Linked DNA regions of Homo sapiens: regions 1 and 2 are each linked to region 3. A link is a contact called in ENCODE Hi-C or POLR2A ChIA-PET data. All regions are on one chromosome and are shown on one strand. The core of a region is the stretch at or near the end of the contact, and the rest is flanking DNA. Distances in the headings are between cores, read along the strand shown. Region 1 overlaps HIVEP1 (HIVEP zinc finger 1). Region 2 has its middle 56 kb from the start of EDN1. Region 3 has its middle 79 kb from the start of EDN1.

Region 1 (2,982 bases), core at 332-2,831, 220 kb after region 3:
CAGGACTGATATTCTGGGTAACAGAGAAAAGATAAAATGGGTAGCTTAAATGAACAGAAGACAATGGTATCCTTTTAAACATCCATGGCACCAAAACAAAGCACAGACAACTCTGCCCTCTGTTTGGATTCATAAGAATAAAAGTCCTTTATATACTTCCCTGTCCCCCTTAACCTCTGCCCCTGCCCCCTAAACAAGACTACTGCTGCTGAATCAAAAGTCGTACTGATAAAAGACCCAGAAAGGAAAAGTGCCTTGCCTGGGATCAACAAGTCTGCGAGGACAAGAACGAGGACTTGTTATGGACTCAAAACACTTGTCATATATGACTCTGTGATACTGCTTACTTTGCTACTGCATGTTACTTAATGTAACAACTATGATACTATGTTGAGTAACTGGTTTTTTTGTTGTTGTCTTTTTTTGTTTTTTTGAGATGAAGTCTTGGAGTCTTGCTCCGTCACCCAGGCTGGAGTGCAGTGGCATAATCCTGGCTCACTGCAACCTCTGCCTCCCAGGTTCAAGCGATTCTCCTGCTTCAGCCTCCCGAGTAGCTGGGATTACAGGTGCCCGCCACCATGCCTGGCTAATTTTTGAATTTTTAGTAGAGATGGGGTTTCACCATGTTGTCCAGGCTGGTCTCGAACTCCTGACCTCAGGTGATCCACCCGCCTCGGCCTCCCAAAGTGTTGGGATTACAGGTGAGTAATGGTTATATCAGGGATTGGCAAACTATGGTCACCAGCTGCATGTGGCTCTCCACTGGTTCTTGTGGATAAAGTTTTATTGGAACACAGCCAGGCTCATTTCTTTATATACTGTCTGTGGCTGCTTTTGTGCTACAGTCACAGTTTAGTATTCATGACAGAGAATAGGTGGCTTGCAAAGCCTAAAATATTTACTATCCAGCCCTTGACATTAAAAAGTTTGCCAACATCTATGCCACATCACCCTCCAGGTTTAAACCTAATTACCACCCATGACAGAGTTGATACCACACCCATCGTCCACAAGGAAGTTAAGACGCTTGTACTGTATATGATTAGAATGCATCAAAGCCAGGATTCAAAAACAGGTTTCTATGAACTTAGGAGCCCTGTCATTATGCCAATAAGATACACTGACTTTCTCCTTTTCTATTACAATTGTTCCTTTCTTGGTGTGTATAATACACACTAATACTTCAGGAGGGTAAGCACTGTGGCTTACCCCTTTGCAGCCATCAGAGACTCTAGAACAGACCTAAGGAATCTATATTTGCTTAGCAAATTCATAAATAAATGGTCCTAAAAGTTTCATTTAATTATGTCCTCCCAGCCACATTCCCCTCTCATTATAAACAAATGTTTCTAATACTCAATAAAATTTTATATCAGCACAAGATTAATTCCTTTATTTTCTGTGAATTTCAATTCATGAGGGAAAAATCAGGCATATGATGTAGCAACATTTTTGTCAAAGTTTTGATACATTTACGTCAAACAACTTCCCTAAAGATAAATTTTAAAAGTTATTATTTGAAGATGAGTCAGGTGAACCGCAACCTGCTCGCCCACTGCTGCCAGACAGTGACACCTGCTGGAAGAGTCGGAGTCGCAAAAGCAGCAGGAGGGGCTCCCTGAGAGAAGGGGCTCCCGAGGGTAGCAACCTGGCCCACGTACACTCAGTAGCAACCTTCTTTTGTTGTTGAAGTTTGCCTGTTTTTGTTTTTCACATATGTTTAGAAATATTGCTCTGAAAGCCAGATAAACAATGGCAACCTAGGGAAAAAATTTTTTTAAAGAATGTGAATACAATTATATATATATATTTTAAAGATAAAATCATCATTAAAAACATAATGGGGCAGAGTTTAATGTTTAACTTTAGGAAGTAAACCAAAATACTGTGTCACGTGCGTGTCATTCAAAATAATATTAGCACTGCTTTAAGTATAAATCCTAAAGCCTATTATGGTTTCATATTCTACACATGGAAGTGTTTCTTAAAAAGAGTAATAATGTGTTCTATAAAAATCCCGATGATAATATATTCTACAGGTTTCATTTGGAAAAAAAGCTTTGCTAGTAATTTTTAAAAATGCACCTAAATTATTTTTAAGAGTAAATGTGATATAGGTTTTAAAACCTGTGATCAAACATCATCTTTACTGTAAGTACTTAAACTCCAACAAGAATAATGCTTCTCACTGCACTTCGTCATATTAAACGGTTCTCCTAGCTGGCGGCTGAGGGTACACATTAACATTCCGTGCACTGAAGTCCAGCATTTGTTGACGAAAACATTCTTCGGATCAAAGGATGAAAAGCAAATTGCTGGCGGCTTGAATTTTGACACAAAAGGTGAAAACTAAAATGTAGTCACTAATACCCCAAGAACAGGAGAACAAAATTCCCGAGGCTATATCATGTTTTATGGCAAGAAAACAAGGGAATGTGCAGTGGAGCAGAGGGATTAGGCTTCCCATGAGCATTTCTTATCATTGCAGCTCAAGTTGCTAGTTTTAAACTAAATAGAAACTTCTTTTAAATGCCGAATGTCCACATTTTAATGGCTGGCTTATAAAAATGTATAATTCCTCCTGCTTCATTAAACGCAAACGTTTCCCAACATCCCCTAATTTATTCCATTGAGAATTAGAACATGAATTCCATCTGCTAAAAGATAAGACAGGTACCGCGCAGCCTGCTGTTGCTAAGGGTGGTAAAGAATTCAGAAGGGGTCTGTGGCCTTTCATCACATCATTTTCACATCACCCTTTAATGAACACTCTTTATCAACCAGGGACCAGGCACAATATGATGGTGAATGATAACCTGGGTATGGTGTGGTTGGCAGAGTAGAGAACAGGTCTAGGATCCTTAAAAGGAAAAGACTGAAGATAATGCTTGGAAAACACTGACATTAATTAGAAAGAAATATGGAGAAAACCTTTAGTGAAAAACAAAACAATGCACATGTAAGGGAGCAACTCAGCACAAA
Region 2 (2,912 bases), core at 110-2,609, 140 kb after region 3:
TTAAATTTAAATTAATGAAAATTAAATAAAAGTAAACACTTGGTCCAGTCTTACTGGCCACATTTCAAATGCTCAATAGTCACCTATGGCCACTGCAGAGCACAAGTAACATTTTCTACATTGCGGAAAGTTCTGTTGGACAGCTCTGTTTTAGAGTCTACTGTAGTACAGATTATCTGTTAAAAGAATGGCTCAACCAATAGCGATCTCAAGTAAGAAATTCGGAGTGAGAGCACAGGAAGGAACTAGAATGGGAGAGGCTTTGAAATGAACAGGCACTGTCTTGGCATTACATACTAGCCATTCAAGGGGAGACCGTTCATGGCAGTGCTTCCTCTTTTCATGGTACTTTTTGTATTTCTTTTTGGTGTATGGAGAGTCAGGGAGTTATGAACTATATGGATTTATCTACTTTGGAAAAACAGAGAAGCATATATTCCCGATAATCATTGTCCTTAGACATGTTAGTAAACATTGCTATGTGGAAGTCACCATGTTACCAAAATTAGCAGCAGATTCAGTGGAGAATAGGAAGGAAGCCTGAGCAGGACAGACTTTCTAAGGAAACGGAGAAAGCTGAGGTTCCTGCCTCACATTTTCCATACAATTGCGCTGTACTTTAGAACCATCTACCTCTTAGTGAAGTCCAACCCCTATTCTACGAATGAGAAAATGGAGACCCAGAGACAAAGAAGTGACTTACCCAAGAACACTTATGGTATCACTGGAACAAGACCAGGGGCGAGATCTCCCTTCTAACATGACTTGGCCCACATTACTACTACTCACTTGCCAAGCAGATACTCCAATCCTCCCCTTCAAACAATGAATATGATAAAATCATCCTTTTAAAGAATAACTGAATTTCAGTTCAGGAAGCACTGTAATTGTCCAAGTGAATGTTTGTCAAATATCTCTTTCTGGTTTTGTTTCTTCATGAATGATCTAGAGTCTGGTCACTTGCTGTCTGGCCCATCCTCAAAAGCCAAACTTTCTCCTAAACTCTGGCTATCTCAGTAGGTCCATGGACACCAATGAAGTCCCCATCTCTGAATGCAAACCTTCCTGATCAATGTAACCTTGGAGAACAGGTTAATTCTAGCACCTTGAGTGAGTTCCAGGTAGGATTCTGGCAGTTCTGGTTGGGTTTGCAGCCAAGAGCCAAAATGCCCCAAAAGAGCCTGAAGTGGACCCTGGTCTTGGTCTTGGCCTTAGAGGTCAGCAGAGCAGTGTTTAACAGCAGAGACTTTTGCTTCAGAAAGACTTGACTTCCAAGTCAATCCAAGCCCAGCCATTTGTCTGTGACTGGACCACTAAGTGACCTCCGCCTCCGTTTCCTCACTTAAAAGTTGAAGTAATAAGAAACACTTCCCTGTGGTTTTGAAAGGATTAAGTTGGCTACTTACTATACATATCTAGCATAATGTGTTAGTGTCAGGAACATGGGATTCACCCCATGAAAGGGGATGTCATTGTTAACTGGTCTGAGAACCCAGAGAAGCAGCAGAAAGACACCTTGGGGGTTCTTGCTTCCAGGCAGCCACCTGGGAGTCAGTTTTCAGATCCTGGCTCTCTACTACCAGCTGAGGGAGCATTTCCAGTTTCAGCTCTCAAATTGTGCCAGTTTAATAAATGCATCAGACCACAAGGTGGTGCTTGATTCTAAAGTTTGATATCAGGAGGCTTTTCTAACCACAAAAGTAGTGAATAGCAAAGTGCATTCAACATTGTTAACAAGAGCCAACTTCCTAACCCTGATACAGATGTATAGGTGGGCTCCTGGCCTCTCTGACTGAAGACCAAGGAGTGTGAGCCACACAAGGAGCATTTGGCATGTGAGGGGGATGGGGAGAGCCTCAGCAAAGCTGAAGCCTTTATTTGGTTTCTTTTCCTACAGCATTATGTAAACTCCTGTCAAACCTACACTTGTGCTGTGTGGTTGTCCTCCAATTTCTGTATTACTCAGGCTCCCATGAGCAGCAGTTCAAGGAGTACAGGGAGGAGGAGCGGAAGAAGGGTGTTCTTGGGACATCAACCCCAAGGTATTTCAAAGCCCACTTCCTCTCGTAGTGCAATGACTGATGCCTCCAGCTATGAGTACAGGTCATGAGGCTCTGTATGTAAAGCAGATGTCACCCCTTTTTATTTTCAACATGCCAGCGTGATGCCACTGGGTCTTGGTGAGTTGGCATCACACACATCATCAGCAGCAATCTTGCCCATGCGGTCGGCTCTGTATAATAACATCTGTATTATAATAATAATAATCATAGTGCCTTAGGTAGGTAGAGCAGCTTGAATTGTCCAAAGGACTTTGCAACCAATTTGCAGTTATTATTGACAGAGCTTTGGTCCTGGTGCAGTCGCTACCTGGACATGACCTTGGGCAATTTCGTGAATTCTGTTTACCTGTAAAATGGTGGAGGAAGAAGGCGGGTAGACTAGATAATTTCTACAGTCCTCTTTAATGCTAGAATTCTGTGAATCAGTCTTGTTTTTCCCTCAGAAGAAGTTCTCCATCCATGAACATTTAGGCTTTAGGGGATGCTAAGAGGGATTTAGGGGGAACCCCTGATGAAAACAAGCAAAATGGAAAAGATCAGGAAAAGGTAGGAGGACAGAGCTAGGAAGGGCTAGGCTTGGAGACAGAATAAAAGAGCTGAAAAGGACTCAGGACCTATAACTTTGGATGAAGGCAACTGAAAGGCTTTTGTGGGAAATACCCCTGTAAAGGAAAACAAAGAGAAAAAAGAGAAAACTTAAATCTGCTGGGTTTTCTTTGGATCCAGCCAAAGGATTAGCTCTAAGATTGTTTTCTAGCTGATCCTCTGATAACAGCTTTCTAAAGGCTTGTGTAGACATCCCTTCACCAAATTTTTTGACCTTTTAATCCTTCTGAAAGTGACCTGTCC
Region 3 (3,078 bases), core at 199-2,698:
GTCCAAAATCCCCTATTGTCATTCATTCAACAGGCATCTGTCAAATTCCTGCTCTGTATTAGTCACTGAATTAGGTACTGAGTAGAACTTGTAGAGAAGAAAATAGACATGGCTCCTGGCTTCTTGGCACTTGCACTAGTGGGAGAGATCATTGAGAAAACAAGGAAACAAGAAAATGAATAAATAATTATGAGATGTGATAATTCTAGCAAGTAAGCACACAGTGATACAGAATTAGAGAAAGAAGGTGGAGATTATATTGGGTGGCGAGGTAAAACTGGAGGACCAAAGGATGGAGAGGCATCTTGGCTGGGAGTTTCAGGGAGGTAGTTCCAGGGAAAGAAGAATAGCATGTGTGGAGGCTCTGAGCCGGGAAAGTTGGACACATCTGGGAATAAAGGAACTTTATTGCTTGTTACTCAAAATGTGGTCTGTAGAGCAGCAGCATCAGGATTCCCTGGGAACTTTAGAGAAATGCTGAATCCCAGGCCCCACCCCAGACCAAATGAATCAAAATTTCCATTTTAACAAGATCCCCAGGTAACTTGTGTTCATATTAAAGTTGAGGAGCACTGTCAAAAAGCATAGGTTCCAAGTGTGGGTATACATTGAAATCACCCAGAGAGCTTCAAAAAATCCAGATGCCTGGGTCCCATCCCCAGAGGCTTACTTGGTATGGACTGTAACTTGGACATCAGGATTTTTGTTAAGCTCCCAAGGGATTCTAAAATGCAGCAAAATTTGAGAATCACTTATCTGAAGAACAGCGCAAAGGGTAGACGCTTGATAAATATTTGTGAATCAAATGCTTGACCCTATAGCTTTCCCAGAGATTCCTGCAAACAGGCTGCAGGCAGGCACGAATGTTACTCTCCTCCAAATGAGTGCACTAGAAGGGCTGCGTTTCCCAGAAAAATGAAACAAAATCATGAACCATTCGGAGAAATGAATTCAAAGATCACTATTCCAGGAACCAATTAAACTCTTCTGTCTGTCAGGGAGCCACTAATTTGGGCATTTTTGTGAATTCCCTGTAGTTGGAAGGGGATCTCTCTGGTGGCTGGACACAGGTGAGGGAATGCAACCCTGAGTTGGACTCATGGAAAGACAGCATGATTTTCAGATTTTCTTTCCCAACGACGGAGAGCTCACACCAGAGAAAACCCTCTTCAGGACAGTCTGGTGACATTCTTGACTAATGAGCTCAGAACAGAATGTCCCTGCCCTGGCATTATCAGGGAAGACTTGAGGGGGGGCGGGGTGTGAAAGAGTACAGGGTGTCATCGAATGGACGATGTGCATAGCACAGATCTGTGGGGAAGCCCCCTGGGTATTTCCTGCACCTGTGCGTCGCAAGTAATAACAGCCAACAACGCGTGCATACATTGGAGAGTTCAACACAAACACCGTGTCAAGGACCATTAGTGACCATGGGCACAGTCAGCTTCCCATTGCCCAAGAGTGGCCCAAGAACTGAGAAGCGCAGAGCAACCCCTGCACTCACCACAGGAGGTTGCAAAAGATGTTTAGGAGAATAAGGCTCACTCATTTCCTCCTTGCCAGGGCCCTCAGCTTTTAAGGCCTCTTCCAAATACTGCTATACCAGGTAAGAAATAGTCATGCAAGTTGAGTAATAATGTAAATTGACACTGGAGGAAGGGGCAAGAAGGGAAATTGGGATGACACAGATCGATCTTTAAGGGCTTCCTCAACCTTGTGGGAAAAACAAAAGATTTTTATTTTTAATAATAAAATAAGCAATATCCTGGCATGGAGGAGATACTATGAACCCCAGAAATAGCTGCATTAACCCTTTCTGGCTTTTCAGCACACTGCTGACTCAGCAGAATGAACAACTTTCTAGTTGAAAGCTGCCCACTCTGAAGTGTAGGCACTAAATAAAGTTACCATGTTTTAAGGGTCATGAAGATGGCTTGGCTAAATGTGCCTAAGCAAAATTGAAGAATTACATGGGCTGAAGAATGCATAAATATATCACTTTCTCATATATAAATGTCTTTGAAAATAAGAATGTCAAAATTCAATGTGAACTGAATAACTGAATATCAAGGAAACAGCTTATTCTTTGGGAGTAAATGATTTTCCTCAATAACTTGTATTCAGTGTGCTTCTTCTGTGGGCTTCCTAAAGAGCTGGAAATGCAGTCCCTGCAATGGCTGTGTGCACATGGTGCCCACCCATGAGTACAGCCGTGTAAGGTACAATTATTGATGAGTTTCACACCTGTGCCTGGACTGCAGCAAGAGACCAAAGAAAAGCATACTAAGACGCTGCCTGGTTCCACATTAAACTCATGACCACAAGCCGCACGTGGACCTGAATATTGCCCATCAGAGATTCCATGTGTCCAAACCCCACTCTCTCCCACCATCTTTGATGTTTATTTCCCACCTTCTTTCTTCTAAAACGCCTCATCTCGCTTCCTTATCTCCCTATTTCCATTTTTTAAGTAGAAATTAAAGAGAAACCCCCCATTCTGCCACCATCACCTTTACTCAACAACTGATATCTGTGCCAGTCCATACATTCTGCTTTTTCTCTGTTTTGCCACAGATACGCTGTCATTACTGCTAACCAACAGCAACGATGACACTTAGGCGTTAGATCCCACCCCCTCCTATCATCTTGAGGAGTGAGCCCTCTCTCCTGCCTCATTGTCTCTCTTCCCTGTTAGAGAATTCTCATAAATATGTCAACACATTATAAGGCCCCCCATCTTTTTAATCCTCCTTTGCCCTCTCCATCTCTCTCCGTGACCACCTAATTTCTCTGCTTCTCTTTAGAGCAAAACTTTTCAAAGGACTTGCAAAAGATTTGTTTATTCTCCTTATCTCTACTTTTCTTCCTTATTCCTTTTTGACCCAAATCTAATCTGGTTTTTGTCCCCACCACTCCATGTTAACTATGTGTATCAAGGTTACGAGAGAATTCTTCATTATTAAATCTAATGATCAATTCTCAATTTTTGTCTTGTGTAAACTAGCAAAAGCATCAAAACACTATTTGGTTTATTGGACTCTTAGGTCTTCTCCTAGCTTCTGGAGAACTTCCCAATCT

Evidence for each region. A loop is a pair of places that touch in the nucleus more often than their neighbours do. ChIA-PET counts read pairs that join two places held with the same protein, here RNA polymerase II (POLR2A). Pooled maps may share reads with other maps.
Region 1: a pooled map shows a loop between it and region 3 (4-fold over the local background). The contact joins two enhancer-like sites. A Hi-C loop is called at or near these places in 4 of 37 single-sample maps with no recorded cell type and 5 of 50 pooled maps.
Region 2: a loop to region 3 is called in a map of PC-3, with 21 times the contacts of the local background. The contact joins two enhancer-like sites. A Hi-C loop is called at or near these places in 1 of 168 maps with a recorded cell type or tissue (PC-3), 2 of 37 single-sample maps with no recorded cell type and 3 of 50 pooled maps. POLR2A ChIA-PET finds 5 or more read pairs at or near these places in 2 of 52 experiments (WTC11 and activated B cell).

The regions. Positions count from the first base shown.
Region 1 is chr6:12,149,615-12,152,596 of GRCh38, reverse strand. The region is part of intron 7 of HIVEP1 (HIVEP zinc finger 1); the gene reads right to left. Among named protein-coding and RNA genes, the nearest start is that of HIVEP1, 140 kb to the right of the region's middle. Within about 2 kb of position 1,581, at least 2 of the 41 ENCODE cell types and tissues checked have a DNase peak (open chromatin) inside an H3K27ac peak, as active enhancers do.
Region 2 is chr6:12,232,923-12,235,834 of GRCh38, reverse strand. It overlaps a transcript of EDN1 not described here. Among named protein-coding and RNA genes, the nearest start is that of EDN1, 56 kb to the left of the region's middle. Within about 2 kb of position 1,359, at least 3 of the 41 ENCODE cell types and tissues checked have a DNase peak (open chromatin) inside an H3K27ac peak, as active enhancers do.
Region 3 is chr6:12,368,316-12,371,393 of GRCh38, reverse strand. No RefSeq gene overlaps it. Among named protein-coding and RNA genes, the nearest start is that of EDN1, 79 kb to the right of the region's middle. Within about 2 kb of position 1,448, at least 3 of the 41 ENCODE cell types and tissues checked have a DNase peak (open chromatin) inside an H3K27ac peak, as active enhancers do.